Linked DNA regions of Homo sapiens: region 2 is linked to region 1. Evidence: chromatin loops called from intact Hi-C (ENCODE). Cell type or tissue: mammary epithelial cell. All regions are shown on one strand. Each heading gives the region's core, and the rest is flanking DNA. Links, peaks and the distances in the headings are about the cores only.

Region 1 (8,106 bases), core at 2,868-5,367:
GTACTACTTTTTGTCATTTCTCTCTGCTTCTTCTTAAACTCAGTTTTTTGAACCCGGAATCAACAACATCAAAAATTCCTAGATTTTACTGTATTTTTTTGCTGTGGGAAATTGTCTGACACTCAGTCAAAACACAGGTATTTACTCAGGACCTGCTGGCTGCTGGTCAGCACTGGATGAGAGGTTCTGCAGGATTACACATGAACAGCACATCACAGTTCCTAACATGAATGAACATATAAGCTATTTGGAAAGAAAAGATGATAGAGAACAACAGAAGATGTTCTGTAATGGATGGATAAAACGTATCACTGGCTCCAGTACAGGTAGACCCCAGAGATGAAGTTTGAGGCTAGAAGTGGCAAAAGACCATTGTAGGCAAGATCCAGGGTTGGGGTTTGGCATTGTGTGCATAGTGGGGGCAAAAAAGGCAGTCCTGTGTGGTTGACCCTGTGGCCAAGGCTGAGAGAGATGATTTGTATGATCAAGAGAGGCTGATGGACTATGTGAAGTGTATATCTTATCTCAATCACCCAACACTTTATATTGAAAGTGAGGATATCACACAAGTAAATTTTGTTTGTGTTTATATAACTTGGCACTTATGTTTTCAATATCATGTTGTAAAATAAATGTCTTTAAAATTAGACTAATTACCGCCACCCTCCAGTCATCAGCACAGCTTCTGCTGTGGAGATGTGCAAGTTGGGAAATAAACGAAACATCATTATGTCCATATTGCCCGCTTTATGATTTTATTAAGTTTAGGTGAGAAACTTTGCCTGTTAGAGTAAAACCTATGACATTCATGTATTTTTAATCTGCCTTTTTTTCCAGAAATAACTTTTTAAACTGCATAATATACAACCATTACAGAAGAAATTAGAAACAACAGATAAGTAAATAAAGAATAATCCCCTATCATCTTGGCACCAAGAGATACAAGATGTTCACATTTTATTTTAAAACTGGCAGATTTCTTTTGTGAATACAATACATTTAAATTGGTTCTTGTCTAATACATTTCCAATCTATCCAGGAGCGGTGGATGATTGGATAAACTACTTCAGAGCAGAAGAGTATTTAATGAACTATTCACAGAGAAGATGAAACACAGTGAACTGGTAAGACACTTTGAAGATCACTCAGTACAAATGGGAAATGAAACCAATTTTTATTTTATGCAATGCAGTGCTTTGGGAAAACATAAATATTTTTCACCATTATAGAAAGCAGATTTTTTTTCAGTGCAAAACAGACACTTTATAAATGTGTCAAAAGTGTCATGTGTGATATACTATTTCATATTTTGTGATAGCAGAGAATTATTAGTAAGAAAAAAAGTGGTGGTGAGGGGGTTAGCCAAGATGGCTGACTAGTAGCAGCTACGTTGTGCCAATCTAAGAGAAATAGAAGGGGTGAGTAAATACAGCACATTGTACTTCCGGTACAATGTGTACACCGGAAGCATCCAGGTACACACATTGGGATTCATCAAGGAAACAATTTGACTCATGAAGAATGGAGAAAAGCAAGGCAGGGTAACTGCCCACCTAGGAGTGCCATGGAACCAGGGGAGCCTCCCTTGCCTAGAGAAGTGTTGACTGAATGAGGAAGTGACTGCAGAGACCCACTGTTCTACCACAGATCTTTGCAACCCTCAGGTCAGGAGATCCCTTCATGGACCCACTCTACCCAAACCTTCAGTTTGACATGCAGAGCTACATAATGTCTCTGCAGAGTAGCCACTCAGGCACATGTGGAGCCCTGGGAGCCTTAGATATCCAGCTTCCTGTCAAAAAGTAGCTGCAGCTCTTTCAAAGTGAGAGGTTAGATCCTCGTACCTACCCGTAGGAAAGGGGCTGAATCCAGGGGAGTGAGCAGCGATGGACTACAGGCACCTCACTGGATAAGACCCACCGGCTTGGGAACCCAGCCAGTCACCAATAATAACCGTTACACCTCCCTGAGATGAAGCTCCCAGAGGGCGGGGTGGGCCACATCTTTGTTGTTTTACAGCCTTAGCAATTGTTGCCTTTGGACTCTAGGAGTCTGAAGTGACTGGAGGCTGGAGCGGACCCCCAGTCCAGCATAGCAGCTCTGCAAAGCAGCAGCCGACTGCTTTTCATGTGGATCCCAAATCCCATTTCTCTTCACTGGGTAGAATCTCCTGACCAGGACCTCCTGTCACCCCCACTGGTGTTTTCTGGCTGACAGCAGTTCCAACCCCTCCCTGAGATGTAGCTCCCAGAGGGAGGGGCAGGCCACCATCTTTGCTCTTTAGCAGCCTTAGCTGCCTTCAGGCATTAGAGTCCATGGTGACCAGGGGCTGTAGTGGATCCCCAGAAAAGCACAACTATCTTGAGGAAAAGCAGCCAGGCTGCTTTTTTACATGGGTCCCTGATCCTATACCTCCTTACTGGGTGGGATCTCCTGATTGGGGTCTCCAACCACTTCTTGCAGGTGTGTTCAGGTTGGTAACAGGTCCGACCTCCCTGGGATGGAGCTCCCAGAGGGAGGGGCAGGCCACCTTTTTGCTGTTTTGCAGCCTTCACTGTTGATATCTTTAGATACTGGAAAATTCAAAGCCACTGGGGACTGGAGTGGACCCCCAGCATACTGCAGCAGCCCTGTGGAAAAGTGGCCAGACTGTTATGTGGTCCCCAATCGTGTAGCTCCTCACTGGGCAGGTCCTCTTGGCTTGGGTCTCCAACTACCCTCTGCTGAGGCTATAGAGCCAATAGCAGCTCTGTAACTCCCTGGGCAGAGCTCCCCATGGTAGGGGCAGGTTGCCATGGTGGCTGTCTTGCAGCCCTTGCCCTTGGTGTCTCCAGGCTCTGGAGAGTCTGTGAGGATCAGGGACTGGTCCAGATCCCCAGCACAGAGCAACAACCCCATGGAAAAATGGTCAGATTGTTCCCCATACAGGTCCCAGTCCTCACTTCTCACTGGGCAGGGCTATCCAACCCCCAACACAACCACCCTGACCCTGCCTGATCACTTCAATCAGAGCCAGCTCAGCACTTCTCCCAGGAGGAAATCGCAGAGCCAACCCACAAACCCTCCTTCGCTGCAGCTGCAGTGGTACAGTTCCAACAGCCCTCGTGCTTGGGAAGGAACAAGGGGCTTAGTCATTATGCTGGCACTTCCAGCACACCACAGCCACGCTATAGAGAGGAGCCCAGCCCCTCTTCCAGGGGAATCCCCACCCCACACTCTTCACCAGGCAGGGCCCCTGGCTCATGACTGCAGAACAGCCACTCCACCCATGGCTGAACATATCCACTGGTAGTGGCCTGAGGAGAGGCTTGTAGAGACATGTTACAGCCCCTTCGTCACTGGTTCTATCCCTGCTGCCCTCAGTCTGAAGAAGAAACAAAGAACCTGAGGGCTACATCTGAGCTTACAGCATGCCACAGTCATATGGAGAGGAAACCAGTCTCTCCTCCCAGTGAACCATTGACCCCCTGCTGCCAAACAAGCAGAGCCCCAAGCTCATGTGCCAGCACTGCACCTGCCCCTCCCCACTGGCTGAACACTCCCAATAAGAGCAGCTCTGCTTCACAGAGGTGGAACCCCCAGGGGCAACCAAAAGCCTCTCTGCCACTGCCTCTGCAGTGGTATTACCCCTGCCACTCTCAGAGTAACAAAGGCAGAAGCAGTGGCAGAGAGGCTTTGGTTGCCCCTGGGGGTTCCACCTACAAGAAAGATGGAGTGCAGGAAAGGGAACTCCAGGCTTGGGCCCACAGCACAGACCCATCCTAGGCTGATTGCACTGAGCGATTGCTGACCTGCATTTCTCTGGGGTGGAGCCCCTAGGATACAAATAAAAGACCATCGGCTACAACCACTGCTAAGGTTCCTTCCTCTGCTGCCTCTAAGTTGGGGAGGAAACATAAACCTTGAGTTCACCCCAGAGCTCTGGTGGACAGCCTGGGAGTGCCAAGCCGCAATTTACAGCCAGCGCTCAAGTGGAAGAGGGGCCCTTGATTTCAGAGCATTGAGAGGGAACATGGCTGCAACTGTGAGGAAATACAGGGGAACCACACAACTGAGCAAGAGCCTACCAACTGACCACTATGCCTAAGCGCCACCTACTGGATCATACCCCAAAGCTTCAACACCAAAAATGTCTAGGTAACATACTCCCCTGTAAAACCAAAGACAAGAAGTTAGCCACAAATAAAAACCCTGCACAAAGCTTCAGCCCTGTGAAAACATCCAGAAAAGAAGTCTATTGACTATACTCAATCTACGCTGCAGTTAAAGGAACACCCACATGCAGAGATGAGAAAGAAGGCAATACAAGAACTCCAGTAACTCAATGGCCAGAGTGCCATATGTCCTCCAAATGACCACACTAATTTTCCAACAAGGATTCTTAACCAGACTGATCTGGCTGAAATGACAAAAATAGAATTCAGAATATAGGAAAAACAAAGATAATTAAAATTAAAATTCAGGAGGATGGCAAACCCCAATCCAAGGAAAATAAGAACCACAATAAAACTATACAGGAGCTGACAGACAAAATAGCCAGCATAAAAAAGAACCTAACTGATCTGACAGAGCTGAAAAACACACTACAAGAATTTCACAATGCAGTTGCAAGTGTTAACAGCAGAATACACCAAGCTGAGGAAAGAATCTCAGAACTTTTTTTTTTTTTTTTTTTTTTTTGAGACGGAGTCTCGCTCTGTCGCCCAGGCCGGACTGCGGACTGCAGTGGCGCAATCTCGGCTCACTGCAAGCTCCACTTCCCGGGTTCACGCCATTCTCCTGCCTCAGCCTCCCGAGTAGCTGGGACTACAGGCACCCGCCACCGCGCCCGGCTAATTTTTTGTATTTTTAGTAGAGACGGGGTTTCACCTTGTTAGCCAGGATGGTCTCGATCTCCTGACCTCATGATCCACCCGCCTCGGCCTCCCAAAGTGCTGGGATTACAGGCGTGAGCCACCGCGCCCGGCCAGAATCTCAGAACTTGAAGACTGGTTCTCTGAAATAGGACAGTCAGGCAAAAATTAAAAGAAAATAAAAAGGAATTAATAAACCTCCAAGAAATGTGGGATTATGTAAACATGCCAAATATAAAAATGATTGGCATCCTGAAAAGGGATGGGGAGGAAGCAGACAACATGGAAAACATATTTCAGGATATCATCCATGAAAATGTCCCCAACCTCACTATAGAGGCTGAGAGTCAAATTCTGGAAATACAGAGAGCCTTGCAAGATTCTATACAAGAAGATCATCCCCAAAAAACACAGTCAGATTTTCCAAGGTTGAAATGAAAAAATGTTAAAGGCAGCTAGAGAGAAAGAGCATGTCACCTACAAAGGGAACCCCATCAGGCTAACAGCAGACCTCTCAGCAGAAACACTACAAGCCAGTAGAGATTGGGGGCCTATATTCAACATTCTTAAGGAAAAAATAATCTTCAACCAAGCATATTATATCCAGCCAAACTAAGCTTCTTCTAAGTAAAAAAGAAAGAAGAACCTTTTCAGATAAGCAAATGCTGAGGGAGTTCATTGCCACCAGATGTGTCTAAGAAGAGATCTTGAAAGGAGCACTAAATATGGAAAAGAAAGACCATTACCAGCCAATAGAAAAACACACTTAAGGACACAGACCAATGACACTATACAGCAACCACACAAACAAGCTGGCACAATAACCAGATAACAACACAATGACAAGATCAAATTCACACATATCAGTACTAACCTTGAAGGTAAACAGGCTAAATGCCCCATTTAAAAGGCTCAGAATGGTCAGCTGGATAATAAAGCAAAACCCAGATATGCTGTCTTCAAGAGACCCATCTCATACACGATGACACCCATAGGCTCAAAATAAAGGGATAGAGGAAAATATACCAAGCAAATGGAAACCAGCAAAAAGCATGAGTTGTAATCTTAATTTCAGGCAAAACAGACTTTAAACCAACAAAAATCAAAACAGACAAAGAAGGGCATTACGTAATCATAAAGGGTTCAATTCAACAAGAAGACTTAACTATCCTAAATATATATGCACCCAATACAGGAGCACTCAGATTCAAAAAGCAAGTTCTTAGAGGCCTACAAAGAGACTTAGACTTCCACACAATAATAGTGGAAAACTTCCTTACTCCACTGACAGTATCAGATAGATCATTGAGGCAGAAAATTAACAACAACATTTCAGGACCTGGACTCAATATTGGACCAATGGATCTGATAGACCTTTACAGAACTCTGTACCCAAAAACAAAATATACACTTTTCTCATCACCACATGGCACATATTCTAAAACTGGCCACACAGTTGGACATAAAACAATCCTCAGCAAATGCAAAGAAACTGAAATAATACCAAACACACTCTCAGACCACAGTACAAAATAGAAGTAAAGACTTAAAAATAAATCACTCAAAACCATGCAATTACATGGAAATTAACCTTCTCCTAAACAAGTTTTGGGTAAATAATGAAATTAAGTGAGAAATCAAGAAATTCTTTGAAACTAATGAGAACAAAGATACCAGAATCTCTGGGACACAGCTAAAGCAGCGTTAAGAGGGAAATTTATATCACTGAATGCCCATATCAAAAAGTTAGAAAGATCTCAAATTAACAACCTACCATTACAACTAAATAACTAGAGAAGCAAGAACAAACCAATCCCAAAACTAGCAGAAGAGAAGAAATAATGAAAATCGGAGCTGAACTGAAGGAGATTGAGACACAAAAAAACATTCAAAGGATCATCAAATCCAAGAGTAGGCTTTTTGAAAAAATTTAATAAGATTGGCCACTAGCTAGATTAATAAAGAAGAAAAGAGAGGAGGTCCAAATAAACATAATTAGAAATGACAAAGGGGATATTACCACGACCCCACAAAAATACAAATAACCATCAGAGACTGCTACAAACACCTCCATGCACACCAACTAGAAAGCCTAGAAGAGATTTATAAATTCCTGGACACATACACCCTCCTAAAACTGAACCAGGAAGAAGTTGATTCCCTGAGCAGACCAATAACAAGTCCCAAAATTGAATCTGTAATAAACAGCCTACTAACCAAAAAAGCCCAGGACCAGACAGATCCACAGCCAAATTCTACCAGATGTAGAAAGAAGTCTGGTACTGTTCCTACTAAAACTATTCCAAAATATTGAGGAGGAAGAATTCCTCCCTAACTCATTCTGTGAGGCCAGTATCACCCTGATACCAAAACTTACCAGAGATCCAACAAAAAAAAGGAAATTTCAGGCCAATATGCCTAATGAACACGGATGTAAAAATCCTCAACAAAATACTTGCAAACCGATTCTAGCAGCACACCAAAAACCTAAACCACCATGATCAAGTAGGCTTTATCCTAGGGATGCAAGGTTGGTTTAACCTATGCAAATTAATGTGATTCATCACATAAACAGAGCTAAAGACAAAATCCACATGATTATCTCGATACAGAAAAGGGTTTTGATAAAATTCAACATCCCTTAAAACCTCTCAATGAATTAAATATTGTAAGAACATACCTCAATATAATAAGAGCCATCTATGACAAACCTACAGCCAACATCATACTGAGTTAGCAAAAGCTGGAAGTATTCCCATTGAAAATCGGCACAAGACAAGATGCCCTCTCTCACTACTGTTATTAAACATAGCATTGTAAGTCCTGGCCAGAACAATTAGGCAAGAGAAAGAAATAAAGCACATCCAAATAGAAAGAGGGAAAGTCAAACTATTCCTTTTTGCAGACTACATGATTCTATGTCTAGAAAACCCCATAGTCTCAGTCTGAATGCTCCTTCAGCTGATAACTTCAGCAAAGTCTCAGGATACAAAATTAATGCACAAAAATCACTAACATTTCTATACACCGACAACAACCTAACTCAGAGCCAAATCAGAAAGGCAATCCCATTCGCAATTGCCACAAAAGGAATAAAATACTGAGGAATACGGCTAACCAGGGAGGTGAAAGGTCTCTGCAATGAGAATGACAAAACACTGCTCAAAGAAATCAGAGATGACACAAACAAATGGAAAAACATCTCATGCTCATGGATAAGAATAATAAATAAAATAGTCATACTGCCCAAAGC
Region 2 (2,500 bases), core at 1-2,500, 560 kb before region 1:
CAAAAACTCTATATGGTTAATATACTACTACTGTAATTTCCATTTTATAGATAAGGAAACAGTTAGGTTAAGTTCCCTAGTTGAATGAGTTACACAACAGAAATGTTAACTAGCAGGACTAAGATTTAATCTCAGTTTGGCTCCAGGCTCTTGTGCTCTTATTCTATATAATACTAGACTTGCCTCTCAACCCTGCAGTATCTTAAAAAGTCAAGAAAAATCTTGCTTCACCATTACCACCTAACTCTTTATTTTTAAGTGGTGTTCCCCTACTTCCACCTCTGCCCCTTGCTGTTGTAGGGCATATTTTTTGGGAGGGGACACTGAGGGGGATGGAGAGGCAGTTATTTCTGTAGTGCTATCTGACAGCCAAAGAATCAATGCTTACTTTACTTCAATGCAAAGAAAGAAAACCAGATTTTATACAATGAAACTTTACAATTACCTTTGAAACCCTATCATAGAGCAAAGCAATGTAAAACATAATTTCAAATGTAAAAATAATTTTACCTTTTATTAATGTCTTCATCTGCAAATCCTGTGGGAATGAGAGAGAAATACTTTCCCATCTTTAGCCAAAGATTAGATTTGGGGATCCAGCCATTGTGTGCATGAATAGCATGGATTTTAGCAAGCTGACGAGCTATTAGCCTGTTTAAAACAAAACCGCATAAAAAGAAAAACTTAAGTATCATAAAGGTCATGTCTCCTGACAAAGATTCTTGATGAAACTTTAGTCAGTCTCCCGAATCTTCTTGTAGACCTACCTGTGCTCTCTCTTGTAAAAACCAGTTTTAGCAAGAACCCTACTGAGTCAGTTTAGCAAGAGTATCCCCACCCTTGATATCTGATCAGGTTCCTTATCCTTCACCATTCCCCAAATTAATTACTCTGATTACTCTGGCCATCTTCAGCAAGAATCATTAGGTTGTTTTACCCAGAAACCCCTTACTTTGATGTTACTCTTAATTTTCCATCCGCCAACCCCGACCCTGCTCCTTGGGTATACATTCCCACTTGCCCATGCTGTATTTGGAGTTGGGCCCAGTCTCTCTTCTCCAATTCCAAAATCCCACAGCTGTGGCCCCTATACCTATATCTCAATGATTCTGAAGAAAGTCAGCCTTATCATGCTTTAACAAGTATCACTGAGTAATTTTTTCTTTAACAGTTATGGTGCTGTGACTCAGAATCAGATTCATCACTGGACCCAGGACCCTATGTTTGCACCTTTGAATTCACGTCTGACTGATTAATGGGGATCCACTGGTGAGTCAGATTCCTGAACCACTGAACATACACTGAAGCTGGCAAGAATTCTGATACTTAAGATTTTGAGTGTACTCTCTGAAACTAGATTGGAGTCCCACGCTTCTTTTGATAGGTACCTCCTAGGCTGGAGGTCCTTCTTTCTCTCTCTCTTTGAGGCCCCTCTGTTCTCTCCATTGGATCCTGCTTCTCCCATGTGAACTTCTCTGTCCCCTGAAATCCCTCTTTTTGAACCTTGACTCTACCAGATCTGTCTACCTAGTTCTTGTTAGCATGATTTTCCTAAGGAACTTCAAAACAAATTACACAGGCTTAGGTACTAACGAAATTCTGATTTAACTGGCCTGGTGTGCAGCCAGGACACTGAGATATTTAAAACCTTCCCAAGTGATTTTAATATGCAAAAACATTTGAAAGCCACTTAAGTAAGGCCCACAGAGAATCTAGTATTGTATCAATCATTAAATAACACATTTTTATTATTATGTTTCTATACTATTGTGAATATTCTTGTTTTTATCTCATTCCTAGTAACTAAAGAGTCCTTATTTTCTTTTGGAGAAACTTCTATCACTCTTACTTTTAGTTCATGTCATTACTACAGAGCTGATCTCAATCCTAACTGCATCACTCACTTCAGTAGTAAGTGAACATATGACCCTGACTTGCTCAGAGCATTCTATCATTCAGGCCACAGTGACTGGTTCAGCACATATTACCCAAGCTAAGCCAGAGACTTAATCCTAATTTTATTGAAGCTATCAACTTTGTTTGAAGCTATTAGAAAATTAGGAAAATTTTCCCCCTGGGGTGGTTAAACCGGTTAGAGAAACCTACTGATTATCATTATGGATAGTCCTAAGGAAAGTTTGTGAGAAAAAAAAAAAGGTAAAAGAATAAACAGAATAAAGTGATATTCCTAATGACATTGTTACAGTCCCTGGATTTACCCCATGTTTGAACTCAGTATTCTCAATTACAAGTACCAATAAATTCTTTCTCCTTTATGCCACTGTAAATTGTCAAATTATCATCCTCAAGCAACAGTATTAGCCTCATCTTTAATCTAATACATTAAAATATTAAAATCCATAACCTTTTTATATATGTGTACTTTGGTTCATACCTCTCAAACAAATGAGTAAATAAACATTTATTTTTATAAACTAAATCATTTTGAATGACCTTCCCTAAGACCATACACTCATGTCCACAAGAATACAGAAAACAA

Evidence for each region. Peaks named below come from ENCODE experiments on the same cell type or tissue, not always from the same donor. Only the 100,000 strongest peaks of a DNase experiment are listed, where the experiment ranks them.
Region 2: it touches region 1 in a loop (2.5-fold over the local background); 1 of 110 quality-filtered maps calls a loop at or near these places.

What each region holds. Positions count from the first base shown.
Region 1 is chr12:22,097,123-22,105,228 of GRCh38, reverse strand. It overlaps the pseudogene SULT6B2P. Among named protein-coding and RNA genes, the nearest start is that of CMAS, 55 kb to the right of the region's middle. RefSeq lists an enhancer at 3,249-3,388. In mammary epithelial cell, for the core only: a CTCF peak has its summit at 4,089 (motif pointing left); DNase peaks (open chromatin) are centred at 3,288 and 4,048; H3K27ac peaks cover 1,026 bases.
Region 2 is chr12:22,657,165-22,659,664 of GRCh38, reverse strand. ETNK1 (ethanolamine kinase 1) reads right to left here. Exons shown (of 8, transcript NM_018638.5): 3 at 511-651. Among named protein-coding and RNA genes, the nearest start is that of ETNK1, 33 kb to the right of the region's middle. In mammary epithelial cell, for the core only: no CTCF peak of the experiment used is centred there; DNase peaks (open chromatin) are centred at 1,244 and 1,924; H3K27ac peaks cover 2,081 bases.